2 separate regions of the Homo sapiens genome follow, and region 2 is linked to region 1. A link is an interaction called in ENCODE POLR2A ChIA-PET data of the cell type or tissue named here. Cell type or tissue: Panc1. All regions are shown on one strand. Each heading gives the region's core, and the rest is flanking DNA. Links, peaks and the distances in the headings are about the cores only. Region 1 overlaps FRMD5 (FERM domain containing 5). Region 2 overlaps EPB42 (erythrocyte membrane protein band 4.2).

Region 1 (16,917 bases), core at 3,795-11,794:
TGAATGTCTTACTGCTTTTACTGTTATTGATGTTAGAAGTTACAATGCCTTGCTGTTTAATGCATTTGTTGTTTGTGTTAACCATTCAAGACGCTGAGATAAAAGTGGACTTGGAATAAAACGGGACACATGGGATCAAACTATGGAAATAATAAAACATTCAAAAACAATGATAAAAGCAAACAGAGAAAAGACATAAAGACATACACAGTTTAAAAGCCATTGTGTGTTAAATCAGTGGTTCATTCAGTTCAATATCTTCTTTCTGTCAGCAGCACCAGGGTAAGTTTTGTAGTAAAGCTTGTCATTTGTACTGTTTGATCTTATCCTCAAAAGGCTTGAAAGGTATCCTGAACATACCTACCTTTCATTAATAATACATTAAGGATGTGGTCATAACCTAGTCTTGGACCTGTCAGTTTTTCCATCCAGTAAATTATTTTTATCTTAATTATTAAAATGAATAATTCCATTATTTGTCTTAAAACAATAGGGAATCTAGTTCCAACTCTGCCACTGACTGGCTATTTGACCTTGGGCAATGTTTAATAACCTCTGTATCTGAATGTCCCACCTATATAATGAGGCGGCTAATCTCAAATTTTATGTTTTGACTACCAAATTTCAAGAAGATGATAACACACCTATCTTTACATTATACATACCCCCTGTTTTGCAAGCTGTAAACTTCTTCTCCCTTTGTTTTCTCTAGCCTTCAAAGAATCAATCTCTCATGGTAGAAAGAGACCGCAGAAATCACCTAATACAACCCATGGGATGCCTGAATCACCATTACAGAATTCCCCACTACCAGTCATCTTGCTCCTGTTTGGATACTATTATTGTTGGAGAGTTTTATGAACTCCCGAGGCAGCCCACTTTATTTTCAACTAATGCCAACTGTTAGAAATTCTTCTGATATGAATTCAGATATAAATGTTGATATAAATCTATCTCCTTGCAACTTCCTGGTTCTTCCCTCTGGGGCAACACAGCACAGACTTAAACCTTTTTTGTATATTATCCACATGATAGACCTTCTAATACTGGAGGAAGCTGTCACATTCTTATAAGTTTTCTCTCTTCTCCAGGCTAATAATCCTTTAGCTTTTATTCCATTGAATTGTACACTTTAAATTTAAATTGTACACTTTAAATGGTATGTGTTGTATCTCAAATTTGTTTTTTAAAAAGAACTATAGAAATGTAAGACACTTCAATTGTTATATCTCTAGTGAAAAACTGACAGCAGCTCCAACAATACATCCCTGAGCTATGAAACTCAGAGGCCACCATTCCCCATGGGCAATTATAATTCTGCCAAAAGATCGTGACTTTGATATACAATCTGGGGAAGCAATCTGGGGGTGTGGTATAAACCACATCCAGATATCATTACACACAAATGACTGTGATCTGAGCACCAAGAGATTTACCTATGGAAATCTAATATGGCTACCAGGAAATGTTCCCCTACGTACAAACTTCACTCAGCAGCTGTCATTTATATAGATTCTTATTTGGCAATTGCAACAATCAGTTTGTTGTGAATTTTAAAAGGTGAACAGGTATTCCAAATAAACAATGTGGTTTGGAGAATATTCATTAAATAGATATTATATAAGCACTATGTTCTAGAGCCTAGGAATATAAAGATACACTGAACTCACTTCTAGCCCTAACTCCTATTTGAGAAGCAAAGTGGAAAGACAGGAGATTAGACAAGAAATATAAAAAAGACTTATTTCTGTCAATAGGGTAGACCAGATAACCTAAAAAGCCTCTGCCAACAAAACTCAAAGAAACTTCAGAATAAAATATAGCAAACATTTTTTAAAAATACATAGCTAAGTTTTCAAGAAGATAAGGCAACGACTCATAGGTCAAAGTAGAAAAATTAAGTAAGAAAACAGAAGAGAAAGCAAATGACCTGATACTATGGCAGCCCTGTGGGTGGTTAGGATGCCAATACTGGTCTTGATAAGGAGCCACATAGGGCAAGAGAAGCCAAAGAGGGGTATCTCAAACCAAGTCTGGGCATTATCTTATAGGCATAGAGAGTTGTAAGAAAATATAAAATAGGGAAGCAATGGTTAATTTTGCATTTTAGAAAAATTACTCTACCAGCAGTATGGCTAATGAATTTTGAGGTAACCAAACCTGAGGAAGAGAGACAAGTTAAAAGATTATTAATAATCACAAACATTTATTGAGCCCTATTATGCAATCAGAAGGCTAAGAGCTTTATATGTATTATCTCAATTATGACAACCCCATATATACATTATCCTCTATCTTATCAATAATGAAATGGAGACTTGAAGACATTAAATAATTTGCCCAAATCACTTAGCAACTGGTTAGGTAAAATATACTAAGAGTCTGATGGTTTGAATGGAAATGGAAGCTTTTTTATTATCTCCTGTCATATTCAGGAGATAATTTTAAAAGGTAGAACCAAGAGGGCCTGAAGACTGCAGGAATGAGAGAAACAGAGGTGTTTAATAATGATACAAGCAATAATATCCATATGTGTTATACAATATCTATAAAATTATACAAGGGATATTAGAGTTTCCTCAATAAACTAAACATAGAACTACCATATGACATAGCAATTCCACTTCTAGGAATACACTCAAAGGAATTAAAAGCAGGTGTTCAAATACTTACATATGAATGTTTATAGCAGCTCTATTCATAACACCCAAAAGATGGAAACAACCCAAACATCCATCAACAGATGAATGGATAAACAAAATGTGGTATATTCATGCAATGAAATATTATTCAGTTGTAAAAAGGAATAAAGTATTAATACTTGATACAACATGGATGAACCTTGAAAATGTAGTATGTTAAGTGAAAGATGCCAAAGGCCACATATTAGATAATTCTATTTATGTAAAGTATCCAGAATAGGCAAATCTACAGAGACAGAAAGCAGATTAGTGGTTGCCAGGGGCTGCAGGTAGGAGAGAAATAGGAGTGACTGCTAAGTGGGTTTCCTTTTGGGGTGATGAAAGTATTCTGGAACTAGTGAGTGATGAGGTTACATAACACTGTAAATGTACTTAATGCCACTGAATGATACACTAAAAATGGTTACATTGGTAAATTTTATATTATGTGTATTTACCACAATTTTTAAAAGGTGAATATTGGCCTACTGATAGAGTACTTCCATGGATGGAGATATTTAAAGAGTAGGACTGATAGGGGTGAGGGACAAAGATTAGTCTGTCATTAAAAAGTAATAATCATGGCTTTTATGAAACATTTGTATTATAAAAGGGATACTGACCTTAAAATAAAGCAGTACTATGGAAAGGATTTCCATTCACTGTAAAAATCATCATCATTCATGGTCTTGATAATATAAGGGCAACACAGGACAACAATGGCTTTATCTGTTAGAAACAGATAAAGAGGTAGTCTCTGCCCTTACCAGTGTTTTTTTGTTTGTTCATTCTATCACCCAGGCTAGAGTGCATGGTGCAATCTTGGCTCACTGCAACTTTCGTCTCCCAGGTTCAAGCAATTCTCATGCCTCAGCCTTCCAAGTAGCTGGGATTACAGGTGTGTGGTAACACACCTGGCTAACTTTTGTATTTTTTAGTAAAGATGGGGTTTCAGCATGTTGGCCAGGCTGGCCTCAAACTCTTGACTTCAGGTAATCCACCCCGCCACAGCCTCCCTAAATGTTGGGATTACAGGCATGAGCAACCGCGCCCGCCCAAGTTTTAAAATAGAGTAAGTAGAACTCACAAAGAGCCCTACATTATAACACGTAATAACATATAAACTTAAGAGTAATGCAGTCAACATATGCAATGAATTCAGAGGAGAAAGTAGTCAAGGCAGGTTCCTTTGAAATATATGAACCAAAACATTACGGCACATTCTAGTGCAGTAGTTTAAAGTATAGGTTTTCCTGCAATATTGAACTTTGGCTCCACCACATACTACCTGCCTGAACCTGTGCAAGTTACTTTTCCTCAATGTCCTTACCTGAAACATGAGAATAATAATAGAACCCATCCCAAAATTGTTGTAAGGATTAAATGAGATATACATACACATATTTATTCATTTATTTTAAATGCTTAGAATAGTGCCTGAAGCATAGAAAGTGCTCAGTAAATATCAGCTGCTATCATCATCATCATCATCATCATCATCATCATCATCATCATCATCATCATCCCAGGCATTGAAGAAGGAGTAAATTGCATTTAGGAATAAAATTTGGTGTTCCAGCCCAGCAATGTTCAAACTCTTTGGGGAATGCAAATAAAATCAAAATTGAAAGCCCAATAGTTACACTGAGTTGAAGTAAAACTACTCTAGCTGAAGTAATTCCTGTATGGTGAGTCACATTGTCTGAGAATTCTGTCCTGGACTTACTCAAGGAGTCATTCATTATTCAGCATTTCGTGAACATCTACCATGTGCTAGTTTTTATGCTAGGCTGAGTGTTTAGAGAGGAAAGATATAGGTCCTGTTCTCCAAGAAAGTTACATTCTAGTTGAGATAGGCAAAAACTCCCCCAATTTTAAACATTTTTATTGAGATATAATTCACAATCCCACTCATTTAACATATAAAATTCAATGGTTTTTAGTGTATTCACAGTTATGCAACCATCATCACAATCAGTTTTAGAGCATTTTCACCATTCCCGAAAGAAACCATGTGCCCATTAGCAGTCACTCCTCACTTTCCATTAACTCTCTCCCCACCAGCTCTAAGCAACCCCTAATCTACTTTGTGTCTCTATAGATTTGCCTATTCTGAACATTTAATATAAACAGAATCATAAATATATGGTAAAAATCCAACAACTTTAAGACCACTCCACGATAATTATATTTATTTAAGTAATATCAGGACTTAGAAAAGAGAAATGATGCCCTGATTCTTGTTCCACATGTTTTGATTCCATGTGTGCACCTCTGACAGCTATCAACTGTTTCAGGTTATCCCTCCTCATGTTTTCTCTTCTTCCTTCCCCCAAAACCTTGGGTGTACAGAGAGGTACTCAGGACTGAAGTTAAGAGGAGAGAAAACAATACTGGAGGCTATCAGTTATTCATTCCATACCATATGCCAGGCACTATGATGTACTTTATATATGTGCTCTCCTTTAATTGTCACAATAACTCTGGGAGACAAAAACTACTAGTATCTTCATTTTACAAAGGAGGAAGCTGAGATTTAGAAAGGTTAACTAGCTCGCCCAAAGGCACACAGCCAGTGATGTCAGAGATGGGATCTGAACCCTGTTCAGTCTGACTACAAAGCCGTAAGACCCTAAGCCCCTAAACTGTTAAGCTCTTTCACTCAGTAGTGGTTTTCTCCTGACCCAGTCAAAGTGGCTTATTCTTCAAGGAACTCCTTAATGTATAATATAAATGGATTCTTAATATTGCTGATAAACTTTCATATTTATTCTCTATTTTACAGACTTACATTAAAAACTCAGGTTTCAAGAGAAAATAAAAGTTGGCCAGCAGACTGATATAATAGAAAGAATTTATCAGCACAGGAGGGGACAGAAAGATGGTGACTCTGTGTCTCCAGATCTATCCATGTTTCTCACATTTGTTTGCCCTCCCTTTTCCCACTCTACAGCATGAATGTACTTTATAACCTCAGACATGCTTTTAAATCTTTGTGAGTCCATTTTTATATATAGAACAAGAAAATAAACACCACATAAAACTATTAACGATGGTTTTAAGTATATGTGTAATGTGGAACTGACCACTCCTTGTCAGTACCAGAGTTTCCAGGAGATAAACAGGCATGTCTGCTTGTCCTTTAAAAAGTTTTTCAGGGCTGGGTATGGTGGTCCCCGCCTGTAATCCCAGCACTTTGGGAGTCCACATGGGAGAATCACTTGAGCTCAAGAGTTGGAGACCAGCCTGGATAGCATGGCAAAACCCTGTCTCTACAAAAAATACAAAAATTGGCCGGGCATGGTGGCATGCACCTGTAGTCCCAGGTATTTGGGAGGCTGAGGTGGGAGGATGACTTGAGCCCAGGATGCATAGCTTGCAGTGAGCCAAAGTCATGCCACTACAATCCAGCCTGGGCAACAGAGCCAGATCCTACGTCAAAAAAAAAGTTGGTCACTTCCTAATAGAAGGCATTTTATTTGGGTGGTTTTCTGCAGTCAGAGCAAGCAGAAGCAAAGGAACTGGGACATAAAAAACAGAATTTCAGTGAAAGATGTCTGTAGTGCATGTAGCCAGGTAAGTCAAGACATCAGAAGTGCCTATTATAAAGCAGGAACAAAGAGAAAGTGGCTGATTAGGCCTAAGGGCCTAATGAAACTTTGTCTTCCACCTCTCTCACTCTTTATCATAAAGAAAGAACACAGCAAAGGCCTCCATCACAGTATCTCTCAGCAGTGTACACCCTGCATGCACACACACGTGCATGCATGCTCACCTCCGTCCCTCACTTCACTTGAACTTAATCTATGTTTAGGGAGCTCCTACTTGAATTCCCATTTTAAACTTGTCTATCCTGAAGTTGAGGCCAAGAATCTGAAAATCTGTGGTATAGGTGAATGTTAGACACACCAGGGTACAATTTTAGATCCCATTTATAAGCTGCAAGGTCATAAGCAAGTTATTTAATCTCCTAGATCCTCAGAATGCTTGCCCATAAAATTACTGAGATGATGTAAATAAAATCCCTAGTGAGTACTGCTCTCTTTAGATGTCCCAATTGATTTGTAACTATATTTCAGAATATACAAGATTTAGCCACAATAGCTAGCTCAATATTTTAAAATTAAAGATAAAATGTTATGGAAGCCCTGTCTAAATTACCAAAGAGATGAATAACTACTTTTTTTTTTTTTTTGAGATACTTTCACTCTTGTCTGGGCTGGAGAAGAGCAATGGCGTGATCTCGGCTCACTACAACCTCTACCTTCTGGATTCCAGTAATTCTCCCACCTCAGCCTTTCGAGTAGCTGGGATTACAGGTGCCCACCACCATGCCTGGCTAATTTTTATATTTTTAGTAGAGATGGGGTTTTACTGTATTGGCCAGGCTGGTCTCAAACTGCTGACCTCAGGTGATCCGCCCGCCTCACCCTCCCAAAGTGCTGGGATTATAGGCGTGAGCCACTGTGCCTGGGCGAATAACTGCAATTTTCTTCTGACAATGTGCATGTTTAAATTAAGTCTTATAGTACTTATTTCCAAAGAAAGTGCTGTATTTTAATCACTCTATGTCCCATGTTTTGAATTTTTTTAAAAGACTACTATGAATCCTTACCATGACAACTAAATTCTTTCCATTACTAAAGCCTGCAAATACCCAATCTGAGAAAATGGGCAATTCAAGACAACCTAACACAACCAGCTTGGGGACCCTGCACAAAGAGCACTGTAACTATGGAAACACCTGTTAATGAAGTTACACTATAAATCACAGAACCTGTTCCATTATTCAAGTACCAAGCATTTGAGATCAATTTATAGCAACTGTAAGCTATTAATAATGGTATTCTATTTAATTTGTCAAACACAATTTTCTCTCTCAATGAAATCTTTAGGAAATACTTAAGTATTTTTCTTCAGGAGAAGAAAATGTTAAATCCACCTAAGTGTTACAGTATACCTGACTGGTGGTTTTTAACCTGTTTGTGAAACAAGCATTATGAAATCAAGCTTATTTAGCACTTGGCATATGTTTATGATATTATTTACATTTTACATATATAGCCTGATATATATAGATATATATGCACACACACACGCACATGCACACACACACACATATATATCCTGTTTCTTCAACCAGGTTAATAAATTCCTTAAGAACATAAAACATAACTTATAAGTCTCCTTATCACCAGTGCTTAGTGGAATGCCCATGATCCAGTCCTTAATGAATGCTTTCCTAACTAATTTTAGCTTCTCTTTTCTAAGCACAAGAGACTTTGGAAGAAGATAAATCACAGCACATTAATGTGAACAAGATTTTGTGATGGGAAAAATGGGAATCAGTAACTGAATGAATCTTATAGTGCTAAGTTCCAGAAGGAGGTATATAAGAAATACCCTTATATATATGGTGTCTGGTTCATTAAATACTCATCTTTTTTCCACAAACTTTTTTTTATTGAGAAAAGAAACTCTAGGCCAGTGCTAACTCTTATCTTAATTTTCTTCCATCCATGGGAATTTTTTTTTTAACTGACAGGATTTGCTTTTTCTCTAGAATTGTGTGCTGCCTGAGCCTCTACTCTCCTCTCTCCCTGCTTCCCCTCAGTCAAGAGAGGAAGGAAAAATACATAGTGCCTATGTATGAATTTAGGATAGAGGTGAGGCCTGACATCCTACATGAAATATAAACAGAGCACCTCACTGTATGACGACATGGGATGCAAGAGAAGCAGACTTTGAAGTATTTAAGTTTAATGCTCCCGATTTTTAATTTAAAAAGCAAGGGGAATAACTGCTTCATATTTTTCTCTCATAAAACAGTAACGTGTAGGTTTCTTTCTTTTGGTCGTCACTCTCTTTTGGGAATCTAGTCCCTCTGTTTTGGGAATCTAGTCCCTTGATTGAAAGGGTCTCTGCCTCTCCTGTATGTCTAGTCCTTCAGATTCCACTTCCACAATGTTCTACCAGTCAGCCTCCATCCTTTCTGTTCTAGCTCAGCTCAAAGGTCTTCATTAATTCTCAGCCAAGCTACCATATTCACCTCCAAATTGGTCTCACAGCTCCCAGTCTTCCCCTATAACTCATTCTATTTGGTGCTGCCAAATTAACGTTGCTAAGATACAGCTGTGATTCACGAAGTCACAAATATTTCTTAAGCACACACTCTCTATGCCAGACACTGTGCTAGACTCTAAAGAGTCAGAGAAAAAGACACACAGTTGTTGTTGTCATTTTATCTCATGAAGCTTACATTCTAATGATATACTCTGTGCAAAATTCATCAACCCACTGCCAATGGAATTAAGTGTAATTTCCTCACTGTGTTCATCATAGGATATGAGCTAAGTGATCCTTTCCAGATTTATCTCCTACTGCACCCTTGCCCTCTGTTCTAGTGAAATGGGTTTTGCTCATCTAGAATTTTGCTACAACCATGCTATTTTTTTCTGACTTCTGCACCCAGAATCCTCTCCCACCTCTACCCACATCACCTTCTAGAAACTTAATCTAAATTTCAAGGCCTGTCTAAAGTGAAATGTCCTTCATAAAGTCTTTCGCTGACCCCACATCCTAATGTTTCTCTCCCTATACTGTCCTCGGAAACTTTTATCTTACTTTGCATTATAGTAATTGTATATTTGTTCTATCCTCTGCCTTTTTTTTTTTTTTTTTTTTTTTGAGATGGAGTCTCACTCTGTCGCCAGGCTGGAGTGCAGTGGCACAATCTCGGCTCACCACAACCTCTGCCTCCCGGGTTCAAGTGATTCTCCTGCCTCAGCTTCCCGAGTAGCTAGGACTATAGGCGCGCACCACCACACCCAGCTAATTTTTGTATTTTTAGTAGAGACGGGGTTTCACCATGTTGGTCAGGATGGTCTCGATCTCTTAACCTCGTGATCCACCCACCTCAACCTCCCAAAGCGCTGGTATTATGGGCGTGAGCCACCGCACCCAGCCATTACTCCCTTTTTATTACTTATAAAAATTAGCACAGAAACTTGTATACATTAGATAGGGAGTATTTTTAGGAATGTACATATTTTCTAAACTCTCTTCCATTCCTTCCTTCAGGACAAAAAAAAAACAACTTGATCTTATCAGGGGTAGGGAAAGGGAAGGGCATGAAGCAACAAGGAAGACTGGCTGATGAGCACTTCTCCTGAAGAGTTATTTAATCTGAAACTTGAACTTGAATGAGGCTAGTCAGGTGAAGAAGGGTAGAAATGACTACATCCATTAGATTATGCAAAAGCATGGATGAGAGACAATACTTGGTTGACAAAACACTGCAACCATGCTATCTTTTTTTTTTTTTTTTGAGACGGAGTCTCGCTCTGTCGCCCAGGCTGGAGTGCAGTGGCGCCGTCTCAGCTCACTGCAAGCTCCATCTCCCGGGTTCACGCCATTCTCCTGCCTCAGCCTCCAGAGTAGCTGGGACTACAGGTGCCCTCCACCATGCCCGGCTAATTTTTTGTATTTTTAGTAGAGACGGGGTTTCACCATGTTAGCCAGGATGGTCTCGATCTCCTAATGTTGTGATCCGCCTGTCTCGGCCTCCCAAAGTGCTGGGATTACAGGCGTGATCCACCACGCCCGGCCCCTAATATCTTAATGGAGCAATACAACCCAGCCCCACTGAAAAAAAAAATAATAAAAGTCTTCACCATTATATATCATAATACTTGCATTTTTGGGGTGAATGAATCAGCTTGCAAGAACCCTCTTTCTCAAAGACCATACCTCCACATTGCATTCCATATCTCCAGAAACATATGGACTCTGGCATATGTGCTTACCATGAACCCAGGATACAAACTGACTCAAGCCAGGCCAGTCAGATTTCTTCTCCTGAGAGTTTGGAATTGAAATCATGACAACAAATCAAGGCAGTGTCTTCATGAGTTACTCAGGTACTGCAGCTTGGTGATTTTTCTACCAAGTAGACTGTGGAACAAAGAAATCTTGTCTGTATATAGATAAGAGGCAGATATGCAAACAAAAGCAGAGGGAGAGGGAGCATGGGCACCTCCTAGGTCCGGGCTGGCTTTCCATTTGTCCCCTAATTCCAGTCTCTCTCTGAGGCCCAGCTGCTCCCATTCTTAGGTCTGGCAACCTCTACATCCTTATAATAAACCCCTCTTTCTGCTAAGGCTAGCTCGAGTTCTTCTCAGACACCTACAACCCATTAGTCCTAACTAGGACATAAACGTTTTATTGAGCCACCAAACTCCCACTAAACAGTGTGTTGGAATTCCTCTAGTATTTATCAAGCTCCTACCATGCTCAAGTTATTCATCACCAGTGTACAGAAATCTAAGAGTTTTATTTTCCATTTTATTTAACATTTTCTTTTGATTGTAGCACAAATTATTTTAGGTCACACACTTAAAAGTTTTGTGTCATAATGTAAACCCAAAGCCTATGATTCCTGTTTTATTTTGCAGCTAATATTCACTCTGAGCTACTGATATATGAATATCAATATTCTGAAAGACACTTTGGGAGATAAAGGGGCAATTAGTTCAAAAGCCATTTTTCATCTCTTTAATCAGACCAAGTTCATCCACAAATTTCAATTGTGCTGATAGATAGTTTTAGGAAAATTCATTGAGGGACACATTGAAATGGCCTCTCTAGAAAGCTTTGACAAAATTATTATATCCATGGATATAACATGACCATGATCCAGTGATTCACGATGCATTACTCACTGGACCCCTAGGGAGCCAGCCGACATAGAGTCCCACCCAACAGGATTAATATAATCTAGCAGCAGAGTATTTCTCAAAATTACCCAAGCATAAGACTCATCTAGAGCATTTGAAAACATACAGATTCCACGAGTCCATCTGAGACCTGATCAGAATCTCTATGAGACAGGACTTGGACTCCATTCATCTAACAAGCACCTCCAGGGGATTCACAATTTCTTTCTTTTTTTTTTTTTTGAGTCAGGGTCTTGCTCTGTTGCCCAGGCTGCAGTGCAGTGGTACAACTGTGGTTCACTGCACCCTCAATCTCCTGGGCTCAAGAGAGCCTCCTGCCTCAGTTTCCCGAGTAGCTGGGACCACAGACATGCACCACGACACTTGGCTAATTTTTAAAAATTTTTTGTAGAGTTAGAGTCTCACTATGTTACCCAGGGTGGTCTCAAACTCCTGGGTTACAGCAATCCTCCCACCTTGGCCTCCCAAAGTAATGGGATTACAGGTGTGAGCCAACACGCCTGGCTTGAATTCACAGTTTCTGTTTAGCATGACTTTAAAAATGAACCCTGAGCTTCATGCCCAAAAGAGAGCCCCTGTCAGATGTTGCTGAAGGAGCTCTGATTCACCTGTGCTGCTTCTTCTTTCTTGCATTTTCTTACCTTCATTTAATGTTCTGGCTTCTCCTCAAATGTACCCCCTGCAGCAGGATTCTGTAGCTTTTCCAGAGTTCAGTTACTTTATTCCCTCCTGGCATGGCCAACTGGAAACCCACTAAGATAAAGGAACTGCTCCTATACCTTCTCCCCATTCTTGCCCTAGTCCTTCCAACTGTATGCTGCACTCAAAGGCATGCCTGACTGGATATGGCCTGGCCTTGAAAGCCCACTTCCATCCTTAACAGACTCCAGGAAGGCTGACCTACTCTTACTACATAAGAGTAAACTGGCCGGGTGCGGCGGCTCACGCCTATAATCCCAATACTTTGGGAGGCTGAGGTGGGTGGATCACTTGAGGTCGGGAGATTGAGACCAGCTTGACCAACATGGAGAAACCCCATCTCTCCTAAAAATACAAAATTAGCTGGGCGTGGTGGTGCATGCCTGTAATCCAAGATATTCGGGAGGCTGAGGCAGGAGAATCGCTTGAACCCAGGAGGCAGAGGTTGTGGTGAGCCAATATCACGCCATTGCACTCCAGCCTAAGCAACATGAGAGAAACTCCATCTCAAAAAAAAAAAAAAAAAAAAAAAGAGTAAATTAAATTATGTCCATCATTCCAACTCAGGGTGATCCATTTAATCACAAATGCCACACTTATGCTATATAAACACTAAAGCAATCGTAGTAGCATAAGCCCACTCATTTAACAACCTAAAACAAATGCTACAGTGTATTACTGAAGGATCAATCTAGTACGGTGTATCTTTTTTTTTTTTTTTTTTAGACAGAGTCTTGCTCTGTTGCCCAGGCTGGAGTACAATGGTGTGATCTTGGTTCACTGCAACCTCCGCCTCCTGGGTTCAAGTAATTCTCCTACCTCAGCCTCCTGGGTAGCTGGAACTATAGGCATGAGCCACCACACTCAGCTAATTTTTGTATTTTTAATAGAGACGAGGTTTCACCGTGTTGGCCAGGCTGGTCTTTTACTCCTGACCTCAAGCGATCCACCCGCCTCAGCTTCCCAAAGTGCTGGGATTACAGCACTTTGTAAGTGAGGTCACCACACCCAGCCTAGTAGTGTGTATCTTTAAAATAAATTTTGTAGAAGGGAATTTGCAGGAGGGCAGTCCTTGACCCAGCCCATTTCACAACCACAAATGTGTTCTTAAGGTCAATGTGCAGTCACCACTCTGTATTCCAGCTGTCACACAGGGGTACTACTCACTGAAAAATGTCAGGAGCAAGAAAGGAGACAGTGATAAGCAGGGATGATGGTGAGTGACCCTTGCCATATCTCACCCTTATTGATGCTTCATACAAAAAATGTGGGGTCTGCTTTGGAAAGTACAAAAAGCATGATAATGAATCAACAAACACAAGTAGAGAATGGATGTCTCGAAGAGTTTATTCATAGATTTACTGATAACAGTTAAATAATGTAATGATGCAAAATTATAATGCTATCATTTTAGTATGGAACATGCAGGATTTTTTTCCTTCACAAAAGCTAGTGAGAGAACAAGAAGTCCAACAAAACCACTTTGTTCTCTGAAATAAAGAATACATCTGATGGTTAAATCCACTTTGCCAGAGTTGATGAGTGAGAGTAAAGTAAACCTAAGGGGAGAAAAAAACAGCTACCCTCACCTGTAGGAACAGCAAGCTTTGTAGAAAAATTCTGAAGTGCCTTTAGCAAAGCCTCACTTTGCCTCTGCAAAACTGTGCTCTTGGGAGACTTCAGACAAGCAGTCTGGGCCTTAGGGCTTATCTGGGTCAGACCTGAACCCTTAGAATGACATGGCTATGAAAGTGTCCAGGTCAACCAGACAAGAAGAGGGGCTCCTGTACTAACCTTAAAAGAAGTAGGAGGTGCTACCAGAGCAGACTATAGGGAAGCTCTGAAGAAAGCAGTGTACCTCGGGGAGGGCTCTGCCTTTAACACTGTATATAGAATAATATGTTACAGTGTATAAACACAAATATATACACACACAGAACCGTCTATCTGTGTCTTGGAGATTCAGACTAGTAATTTGTCTAATGTGTGCAAACTCCTTCCGTGGGCAGAAGGACTGCTACTGTGTGCCCAGATGGGTACATAGGACAAATTATGTTTACTCAACTTCAGAGAAACCATGCCAAAATGTTCTTCCCAAACAATTGATTTCAACTTGTTCTTGTTTTCCTCCAATAGCAGCCTGACAAACTGTTTTATACATGCATTTGACTTTTCAAAAATTTGCATGCAATCATGGCAAACTCAGCAAGTCTTTGTGCTCCAGGAGCTGCAGAATGGCCTTTGAATGACATGTTTACTGCATCCTAATGTAAAATGTCATCTTCTTAAAGTCTGGGAGAAAGGACCTGCAGCAGCATGAACCTGGCCTGACCCTGTGTTATGTGCATCAGCAAGAGCCAAATGCCTAAAGCAGCCAGAAAGTAATGCCATGCTCCCAAAAGTTCAGAGTGACAAAACAAAAAAAAAAAAACTAAACAACAACAACAAAAAACTAAATAAAAAGTCCAAGCTTCAATGATTATGTTACTCTCTGTCACCTGACTCTTCAATGAACAGGAAGCATACTCTCTACTAAAAGGGATACAAGGCCGGGTGCAGTGGCTCACGCCTGTAATCCTAGCACTTTGGGAGGCCAAGGCGGGCAGATCACGAGGTCAAGAGATCGAGACCATCCTAACCAACATGGTGAAACCCTATCTCTACTAAAAATACAAATATTAGCTGGGTGTGGTGGTGCATGCCTGTAGTCCCAGCTACTTGGGAGGCTGAGGCAGGAGAATCACTTGAACTCAGGAGGCAGAGGTTGCAGTGAGCCGAGATCATGCCACTGCACTCCAGCCTGGCGACACAGCAAGACTCTGTCTCAAAAAAAAAAAAAAAAGAGAGAGAGAGACATAAGCAGAAAAGCAATCTATGACTTAGTTTCTGTCAGAGCCTTGAGTCTTTCTTTATCCACAGAGTTAGAAAACTATGAACCCAAACTGCAAATGTACCATTTCCTCACCAATGGTCATTTGTCACTTCTGATGCCTCTTGAAGAGACCCTGTCACAGTTGTGACTTAAAGAAGACTCTACGTTTTACTGCCTCCATTTTTTACATTCTCTTAATTCCTTTAAACTTCATATATTAGAATAATTAGACAAAGTCACCTTTTTCCAACATCTACACACTTCATGCAAAGCAAATTCTCATTTAAAAATTATCTTTTGAGCTTTTAAAATAGACTATTTGCTACTTATATAAAGATAATTGATTTGCAAATGAAGAGTAGCAAACTGCTCCCCACCTCCTGGACATGTTTATAAAGTTGAGCAGGACAGCAGTCATATATCAAAAACACGACAACATTATCTTTCAGTTTCCTAGGTTAAGGGCAACCTCATCAGAAACTGTTCAGGCTGGGTGTTACATGGTTTCTGCATGGAAGCCAATCACCTTCACATATAAACACCTCCCTCACATCAATATGTTGTAGTTCTAGTAAGTTCACAGTCATTTTAATAATCAAGAGAGGTCGGGAAATTAGTATGCACATGACCAATAAAATAAATAGCCACAGTTCCCTCTACCAATGCTCCTCAAACTTTAACATGCATGCAAACCACCTGAGGATCTTGTTAAAATACAGATTCTGATTCAGTAGGTCTAGAGTGGGGCCTGAGATTATGAAATCCTAACAAACTCCCAGGTAATGCTGCTGCTGCTTCTGCTGATCCATGGACCACATTTTCAACAGTAAGACAATCTACCATGACCTCTCTTGGAGGTGGTAATGTCCAAGTAATCTCTTTGACACACATGAATTCCCATCATATGATTATGAAAAAGGAGACTGTTAAAACTGAAAAAAAAATGTGGAAACTGCAATCATGGGTTCTGGAGAATGGAAGGAAGAAGTGAATTTGGGATTCTTGGCCCCTATTTTGATTCATATCATTATTCTATTATCTGTTCCTCAAAATTTGCTTGGCATCCTGACTCCCTCAAGAGAGATGGAGATTGTTTGTTGCCAAGGGCCACCAGTATCCAAGATACAAAAAGATACATCTTTTATCCTCTACTTGCAAGTACCATAAAGAGGCCAGCTCTGGGGTACTTTTAGGCTTGCTATGGAGGCAGCCACAACACTATCTCTGGCACTAGAAATACATCTGAACAATCTGGAATTAATTATAGAGTTGCAAAGAATTCCACAACATCTAAAAAGATAAGCTTGTATGAGTTCAACCGAACTATTCTGATTAAGCAATTTTTGCTAGCTTTCCTTCTTTCTGATTTAACCCAGAGCATTTAACAAGCACTCTGAAAGCCCCCCTACACTCTGAGTCTAGCCACACAAAAGCTGAAATCCAGTCATCCTGACTGTATCTAATAGCTTCTTCTTCTCTTTTTTTTTTTTTTTTTTTTTAAGATGGAGTTTCGGTCTTGTCTTGCCCAGGCTGGAGTGTGGTGGCATGATCTCGACTCACTGCAGCTTCCACCTCCCGGGTTCAAGTGATTCTCCTGTCTCAGCCTCTCAAGTAGCTGGGACTACAGGCATGTGCCACCACACCCGGCTAAATTTTTTTTTTTTTTAAGTAGAGAGGGGGTTTCACCATGTTGTCCAGGCTGGTCTTGAGCTCCTGACCTCAGGTGATCCACCCGCCTTGGCCTCCCGAAGTGCTGGGATTACAGGCATGAGCCATCGTGCCAGGCCAACTAATAGCTTCTTAATCACAGTTTTGCATCCCAACTCTCCACATTGTCACCTAGCAGCAAATGGAATCCACAGCACTATAAATAATTAGTGTATGTCAAACTGCTCATAAATGCATTAAGATTACTAATAAAGAAGCACAT
Region 2 (8,000 bases), core at 1-8,000, 890 kb before region 1:
AAGTCCCATGAGATCTGATAGGTTTCTCATGGGTTTCCACTTTCGCTTCTTCCTCATTTTCTCTTGCCACCACCATGTTATAAATGCCTTTCACCTCCCGCCATGATTCTGAGGCCTCCCCAGTCATGTGGAACTATAAGTCCCATTAAACCTCTTTTTCTTCCCAGCCTTGGGTATGTCTTTATCAGCAGCGTGAACACGAACTAATATAAAGAGCTATAGCTTTGGAACCCTTGCTTATTGCTAAGCACAGTGGATGTAGCAGGGCTTATTGAGAGGATGTCAGTATGTCAGCAGGTGGTGTTTGGAGCCTTGTCAGCAACCTCCTGGCCTGCCTATAAACCTTCTTTTGGTGACAGACTTCCTTTGGGGAGCTTTGCCCCACAACTGATTTGGGAGACCACAAAAGTATGGTTAAATGTTGACAGTCCCTTCTCTTGATTTCTTGGCAAGAATGTCTCATTAAGTTTCATGAGGCTGAGGCAGTGGCTCAGTAACCCACACACCTGTTAGGGACCTCAGGGAGGGTAGGAGTAAGTATCTTGAACTTTATACTGTCTGTTCAACTAAGGATGCAGTAGACATAATGAAAGAAGATATTTGCAACGTCTAAAACCAACAAGGGACTAATACCTGGACTATACAGGAAACTTCTACAGATCAATAAGAAGGAAGCACAGAAACACCAAAAGAAAAGTGGGCAAAATAAGACAAACTACTTACTGAGAAGAAAACATAAAAGGCTAACAAACATATGAAGAGTTGCAATTAAAATAATAGTAAGATATTACTTCATTTTTATTGGACTGGAAGAAAATGTTAATAGCTGGGTATTGCCAGGAATGAAGGAGGGGTAGGAATACAGAAATTCTCATGTGCTGCTGGAGGGAGTGGAGACTCTTGCAGCCATTCTGCAAATCTGACAGTACCTGGTCAAACCACATCATAGCCTAGGACCCAGCAATTCTATTCCTGGGTATATATCCCCAGACTCCACCAAATTTTTTTTTTTTTTTGAGATGGAGTCTCGCTCTTTCACCCGGGCTGGACTGCAGTGGCGTGATCTCGGCTCACTGCAAGCTCCGCCTCCCAGGTTCACACCATTCTCCTGCCTCAGCCTCTCAAGTAGCTGAGACTACAGGCGTCTGCCACTGTGCCCGGCTAATTTTTTGTAATTTTAGTAGAGACGGTGTTTCACTGTGTTAGCCAGGATGGTCTCGATCCTCCTGACCTTGTGATCCACCTACCTTGGCCTCCCAAAGTGCTGGGATTACAGGCGTGAGCCACCGGGCCTGGCCACCAAATTTTCAAACAAGTATATAAGGAGACTTGTGTGAGGATGTGCACTGCAACATTATTTGCAGTGTCAGAGAGTTGGAGGCACTCTGGGTGCCCATCTCTGTGGAGTGGAGTGGTAGAAAGTGGTGGGTGTACACGATGAAATATTATGTAGCAGAAGACATATGGGCATAAATCTTAACATAGTTCTGAGTGAAAAGTAAGAAAGCAATTAAATATAAATTTATATAAGTTAAAAGTACAGGCTCATGAAAGCAACAGTACACATTTTATACGTACGAATAAAAGGATATGAAGGATGGTGGTGAAAATGGGAATAAAAGGGAATAAATTAAACAAAATTGTATATTGTGGTGGTGACTACCAGAATGTAGCCCTCTGACCACAATGAAAGATAGCCTGTCCTCCCTTCATTACTCTCCAATACCCAGCCCTAATGCCCTCGCCTATATTCACAGCAACACCCAGGCTCTCCCTGCAGGATCAGGGCAGCAACCAGGGCAGGCGGGTGCCCAAGGGGCCCGCACAGCCTGCCTCACTCCCATCCTCCTGCAGATATGGTGGTCCTAGGATGAGGGAAGCCACTTGGTAGCCCTAATCCTTTAGTTTAGTTTCTAGGGGTATCTGCTGTCTGCATGGACATGGCAAAGAGAGAGTTTCTCTCTTGGGCCCTGCCTTTCTGACCCATTGAGACATTTCAGGGGGATGAGAAGCCTGCCATCACTTACCTGTAGCTCCTCTCTCTGTGAATGAGCCCCCTTCCCAGGATGGAGATCACACAGTCCTCCATGGGGGCATCTAGGGAGTTCTGGAGGCTGACTGAGGCTGTGAGGGGTTGATACTGCTCTGCTTTCTCTGGCATCTGTGGGAAGAGGCAATACCTGGTGTGGATGCCAAGGGCACAGCTGCAGTCACTCTCTCCTCCCATGCACCCCTGTACCCTCCTCAGTAAGTTTCCTCATCTCTGCCAAGCTGACTCAAACTTCACAGCTGATGTCTTCTACCGCTCTACCTGCTCTTCCTGCATTTATTCCCACCCTTGGTCCTTCACTGATGATTTCTGATGTCGCCTCTCCTCTATGCAGACCCCTTGGAGGGTTTCCCACTGTCTTGGGAATTCAGTTTACATTGTATTCAACGTTCTTCATGGTGTGTCCCCAAACCCCCTCTCCCACCTCACCTGTTCTTCCCATGACTAAGTGACATCCCAGCCCCGTCAGGGACTGTTCCATCCCCAGCACACGCCTCACGCTACCTTCCATTACACCTCTTTGCTGTCTTCTTCTGTCTTCAGTGGCCTTCCCCTACCTCTGTACTGAAAGGGTACCCATTTTTCAAGGCCCAGCATAGATGTCATCTCTTTCATAAGGTCATCCCCAAACCCACCAGCTGGAATTAATTCCCTTTGCTTCACTTATTCCATAGCAACTTTGTGCATCTATTAAAGCACTTATCTGGAAGACCAAATGTTGTGTCTCCCTAACTAAACTATAACCTGCTTGCGGGCAGGGATCAGATCTCATTCATTTTGGCCAGGGTAGACACATGGAAAGAGGGCTGGACCAAGAGCCATAAGCCTCTAGAACTTCCTGTTTTTATAATCTTGGGCATGTTGCTCTCTAGGGCTCACTTTTTTCATCTGAATAATGGGAACAGTTCTACCTCACAGGGCTTAGAAAGAAATAAAGGAGCTGAAAATCCTCTGGCATGTGTATGAGGTGCTAAATAAACATAGGCTATTATGATCCCTGTAGGTAGGAGGCAGTAACTGGGAAGGCCCCAATTTTAGAAACCTTTACTTAACTAAAGAAGTTGGAAGATTTAAACCTTAATAGGGCATGTAAGAAACTATGTCTTTCAAGGGAAGGAGCTCTTAAATGTAGCATTTTCTGGTAATCTTGCAGCACAGTCATCTGCTCTGAAGGGGCCTGGATTCCTTCTGAAATGGGGACCTGAGTGGTGGCAGACGAGGGCAACTCAGGGGAGGACTGGTGCCTACCTTGATGGCAAGGTGTGGTCTACAAATGGCAATGTCTTCCTGAGCAAAGCAGCTAAGGTTGGATTCAGAGTGTGTTGCCATGGCGGTGAGTCTAAGGAAGGTGTTCTCGGGTGGGTTTCGCTCAAAATTGGAGAAGAACAGGCCGATGGTTATTATCTTTTCTGAAACACATGACAGGTGGAGTCAGTGGCAACAGGTGTATGTACCCCAGAAACAGCCATAGTTACACACACAATACAAAGGACTCAGGGCCTCACTGAGGCCAGAAAGATGCACCATTTTCCCCAGCAATTGTACACTTGGAACTCACTCAAGACCTCACTCCTCACCCTCATCCCCATCACCAACCCCGACAATGCTCTTGGCAGACCACCTCAGTGGGGTTGGGAAAGGGTCCCCTGTGAACTGGAACAAGTTAAGCTCTTTCGGCCTCAGTGTCCTTGTCTAATAATGCCTACCTAGTGGGATGGTTTGTGTTGTTTGTAGGGTTTTTGTTTTGTTTTAGAGACAGGGTCTCGCTTTGTCACCTTACAGAAGAAATATCTACTCCTACTGTCACTACTGCTCAGGGGATGAGGTATCCCCCCTGCCTAAGTTGAATCCTCTGCTTTCTAAATCTGTGCCCCATCCTGACCCCATCACACTAGCTGTGTAACCCTGAGTAAATTAACGACCCTCTCTGTGTCTCATCTCCTCATCTGTAAAGTGGGGATAGCAATGGTTCTTGCCACAGAACGTGGTTGTGAGGGCTAACAAGATGATGCATATGATGCATATAAAGCACTTAACACCATTTTGGGCAAATAGTAAGTGCCTGATAAATGTGAGCTACAATTATTCTAGTTGTCTCATATCCCCAAGCATAGCACTATCAATTTTAACCCATCTCTCCTGAGGCTCCATTCTTTCCCTCTTGCCTGCTTATTTTCCTCAGCATAGAAGCAGGTTCAACTCTCTCCCTCTGCCCAGTGTCCCTGGCTGACTACTCCCCAGCCTCACCTTTTCCTGTCATGCCTCCAGGGAGGACTAGACAGTTTGTCTCACCTTCCCAACGCAATTGGCTTAACGCCCAGGAAGCTTCTCTGTAAGTCCACTCTCTTAATGGTGCTTTTCAGCCTTGACACCTCGTGCCCTTTCTGCTGACCTTGCTGGGTGCCCCCTTTCTTTGACTATTTGACCTCCCTTACTCTGCTTTTCCTCTGATCGCCCCCTAAATGCTGCTGCTGCTGCTGGGTTCCCTCCTCACCCTCTCATCTACTCACTGACCTCTCCCCACTGCCATGAGCTCATCTATGCCCTGACTCTTTGTTGGCCCCCCTGTGCTGGGATTTCCACGTCTGAGCTCCAGCCCAGAACTTTATCTTACCAAGGTCTCCTGCCACCTGCTGGCCAGCTCCACTTGCGTGTGTCACGGGCTTTCAGACACAATGTGCCACAACCAAATCCATCCTTTTTCTCCCCAAACTTGCTCCTCCCCATTTTTCCTATTCTAGTGACTCACCCAAACCAGAAGCACCCACCACACACATATACACATTCACACATTCACAAGCCCCATCTATCTCAACTCCTTAATATGTTTTAACTCTAAGTGCTGCTAGCTTAGTTTGGCCTTGATTTCTTGACTTGATGATTTACACAACCTTCTCATCTTCAATCCAGTGGTTCTCAAGACTGGATGCATGTTAGAATCAAGTGGGGAGCTTTACAAAACAATCCCAATGCCAGGCCACACCCCAAATCAGTTACATCAGACTCTGGCGATGAAGCCCAGACATCAGTATTTTTAAAAGTTCCCCAGATGATCGGAGTCTCTGAACCTACTCTGGCTCAGAAGGCTGCCCCCTCCGCCCCCCCCCCAAAAAAAAGTTCCCAAGATGACTCAATGTGCAGCTAAGGTTAAGAAGCACTCTTCTTATATGACCCCTTCCATTCCATTCTGCCAAAAGTTCTTTCTTGTTAAAATGAATTTCTGATTCCATTGACTACCCTGGTTGAAACCTTCCACCAGTTTTCCATTACCCAGAGAACAAAACTCAAACTCCTTAGCAAGAGAGACAAGACCCTGTGTCACCTGGGCCCTGTCCAGTTCTCACGCCACTCTCCCAACTCCACTCCTCCCATGCTTGGAAAGGGAAGAGTGATACAGAGACTGGAGGTGAGGTGACCGGTTAGAAGGCTGTTGCAATGCTGTAGACAAGCTCTCGTCAACTGATTCTCACACTTGTCTGCACATCGGAATTACTTCAGTTTTTAAAAATTCTGATGTGTTCCACCATGGAGTTTTTGTTTTTTTTCTTTTTGAGACGGAGTGTCACTGTGTCACCCAGGCTGGAGTGCAGTGGCATGATCTTGGCTCACTGCAACCTCTGCCTCCTGGGTTCAAGCGATTCTCCTGCCTCAGTCTCCCCAGTAGCTGGGATTACAGTTGTGTGCCACCAAGCCTGGCTAATTTTTGTATTTTTAGTAGAGTCGGGGTTTCACCATGTTGCCCAGGCTGATCTTGAACTCCTGACCTCAGGTGATCTGTCCACTTTGGCCTCCCAAAGTGCTGGGATTACAGGCATGAGCCACTGCGTCCAGCCCACCATAGAATCTGTCATTTAATTGGCCTGAGATGCAGGCTGAGCATCAAACTTCCCCCAGGTGATTCTAATGTGCAGCAAAATTTAAAAACAATTGTTCTGGTTCAGGGAATCTTAACTGTAGAATAACACAGGGTGTTAAAAAAAGAAAAAAACAATACCTGGACCCCATCTCAGACCAATTAAGAAAGAACCTCAGGGATGAGCAGGGCCCTTTGCACACGTTGCTCCTTCCGTCTGGAATGCCAAGACTTACTTTTCTGGCCATTACTCTCCTACTCATCCTTCCAGATTCCATGCAGTACAATTTATTTGGGGGCAGCTTATTCCAGCCTGGGGGGAGGTGCTCTCCTGCCACTGTACTCTGTTAAACTCAGCAAACACTTCTCACACTGCTACGAAGGGTCTGTTTACTTATCTGACTGCAGTTGGCATCGTGTTTTTTTCCTGCTTCAGGCCCAATAAATATGTGTTGAATGAATGAATGAGAGAGAACATGAGAGTGAGCAGCAGGGGCTCAAAGCCATCTCTAGAGACTGCAGGGGGTGCCCTGTGGCTGCTGCCTGCCCAAGGCAGGGGCCATGTGTGTGTGTGTGTCGGGGGGTGTCTGGTGGGGCCATAGAGCATTACCCAGGTTGGCACTGAGCGTGAGGTGCAGCTTCTTCCTCCAGAGCTTGGCAGCAAGGACACCGTTGTAGTGTACAGCCTGGACCCCAATTGCCAGCTGCACTGCCTTCTCCTGCTCACTGTGATTAACCAGCGTCACTGAGATCTGGGCATCCCCTCTCAGGGGTAGGGAGCTGGGTGCTTTCAAGAGCAGGTACAGAGGACTGGCAGTCTCGAGACTGGGAGGACGGATGCCGTTGTCTTTCTCACGTTCCATTTTCTCTTTCTCGACTCTCTCCAGCACCTCTTTTTCCTGAAGAGACCCTGGAGAAGGGAAGAAACAAAGCTGACCTTTTACCCGGGTGGTATAAATGCTTCTAATAAAACCCTGGGAATCAAAACCATTTACCCACTTCTGCTCAAATGCCAAAGTCACAAGAACTCAGCAAGCCTCTAAGGCCATATTTAGCCCAAAAATGTCTGTGTCAGGCAGCTCCACCACCGATACAGTGTGTCTCTTCCAAACCACTCAAGGACCAAGTTCTTTTTCAAGTGCTATGAATTCTCCCCTTGAATGATGAGAGAGCAAGGTTGGGGACAAGTCAACACTGTCTCTGAGGACAGTTTTGCAGGGAACTGAATTTTCCTATGTGAAAGAATTTAGACTTCCTCTGAGGGTCAGGAATGCTGCTAAATGTCCTAGGGTGCACAGCCTGTACAACAAAGACATATCTGGGCCCAAATGTCAATGGTGTCAAATGGGGTTGAGAAACCCTGTTTTATATGATGCGGAAAGGACAAGTCTCTTTCTGGCTGCATCTACCAGGCCCATCCCTTTCCCTCGCTTGCCGTTTCAGGTACCGAGAAGCCTGGGGCCCTTCCCTGGCCCGTACCTTCAGGATACTTGTAGTTCTGAGTGATGTCCTCGCAGCGGTCACTGCCCACACCCTTGGTGCTGATGTTGTTGCCAACATACTTTGTGTTGGAGTCAGTCAACTCCAGTGTCCCATCCTCACAGCACTTCCAGACCACACATGAGGCATTTATGGCAGCAAAAAGGTCTGACACTGCTGGGGTCAGCCCCAGCGTCCCCTCCTTGACTGCTCTGACCGGCACCAGATCACAGGACCCCAGGACTGAGGGAGAGAAAGGTTGGTGAGCATGGGAGCTGCGCCTAGACCTCTGCTCAGTTCAGAACTGCGTAACCTCAGTCCCCATCCTCTAGCCTATTTTCCCTCCACGAGGACCAAGGTCAGAGGTGAGCACTAGGCAGGGTTTCTGAGAGAGTCACAGAGGTGAAACTATTTAGTGATCAACTATTTAGTGATAAAACTTTTTGGTCATGGTCCCTGGCAGAAGCCCTCTCAGGAACTGGACAGGCAGAAGCTCAGAGGGTCATATTTAGCGTGAGGAGCTCTCAAGCCAGCTTTACTATGGATATGACAGGAATAGGGCTACCTTTCTTGAGCACTTACTAGGTGCCAGGCTCTGTGCCATTTCTGTTCCTGGGT

Evidence for each region. Peaks named below come from ENCODE experiments on the same cell type or tissue, not always from the same donor. Only the 100,000 strongest peaks of a DNase experiment are listed, where the experiment ranks them.
Region 2: POLR2A ChIA-PET joins it to region 1 with 8 read pairs; 1 of 35 experiments calls an interaction of 5 or more read pairs at or near these places.

Annotation. Positions count from the first base shown.
Region 1 is chr15:44,083,583-44,100,499 of GRCh38, forward strand. The region is part of intron 1 of FRMD5 (FERM domain containing 5); the gene reads right to left. Among named protein-coding and RNA genes, the nearest start is that of FRMD5, 100 kb to the right of the region's middle. In Panc1, for the core only: no CTCF peak of the experiment used is centred there; DNase peaks (open chromatin) are centred at 4,429 and 8,790; H3K27ac peaks cover 2,197 bases.
Region 2 is chr15:43,199,817-43,207,816 of GRCh38, forward strand. It overlaps EPB42 (erythrocyte membrane protein band 4.2), which reads right to left. Exons shown (of 13, transcript NM_001114134.2): 9 at 7,383-7,625; 10 at 6,514-6,813; 11 at 3,299-3,459; 12 at 2,028-2,161. Among named protein-coding and RNA genes, the nearest start is that of EPB42, 17 kb to the right of the region's middle. RefSeq lists a silencer at 4,475-4,769. In Panc1, for the core only: CTCF peaks have their summits at 4,686 (motif pointing left) and 4,887; a DNase peak (open chromatin) is centred at 4,706; H3K27me3 peaks cover 287 bases.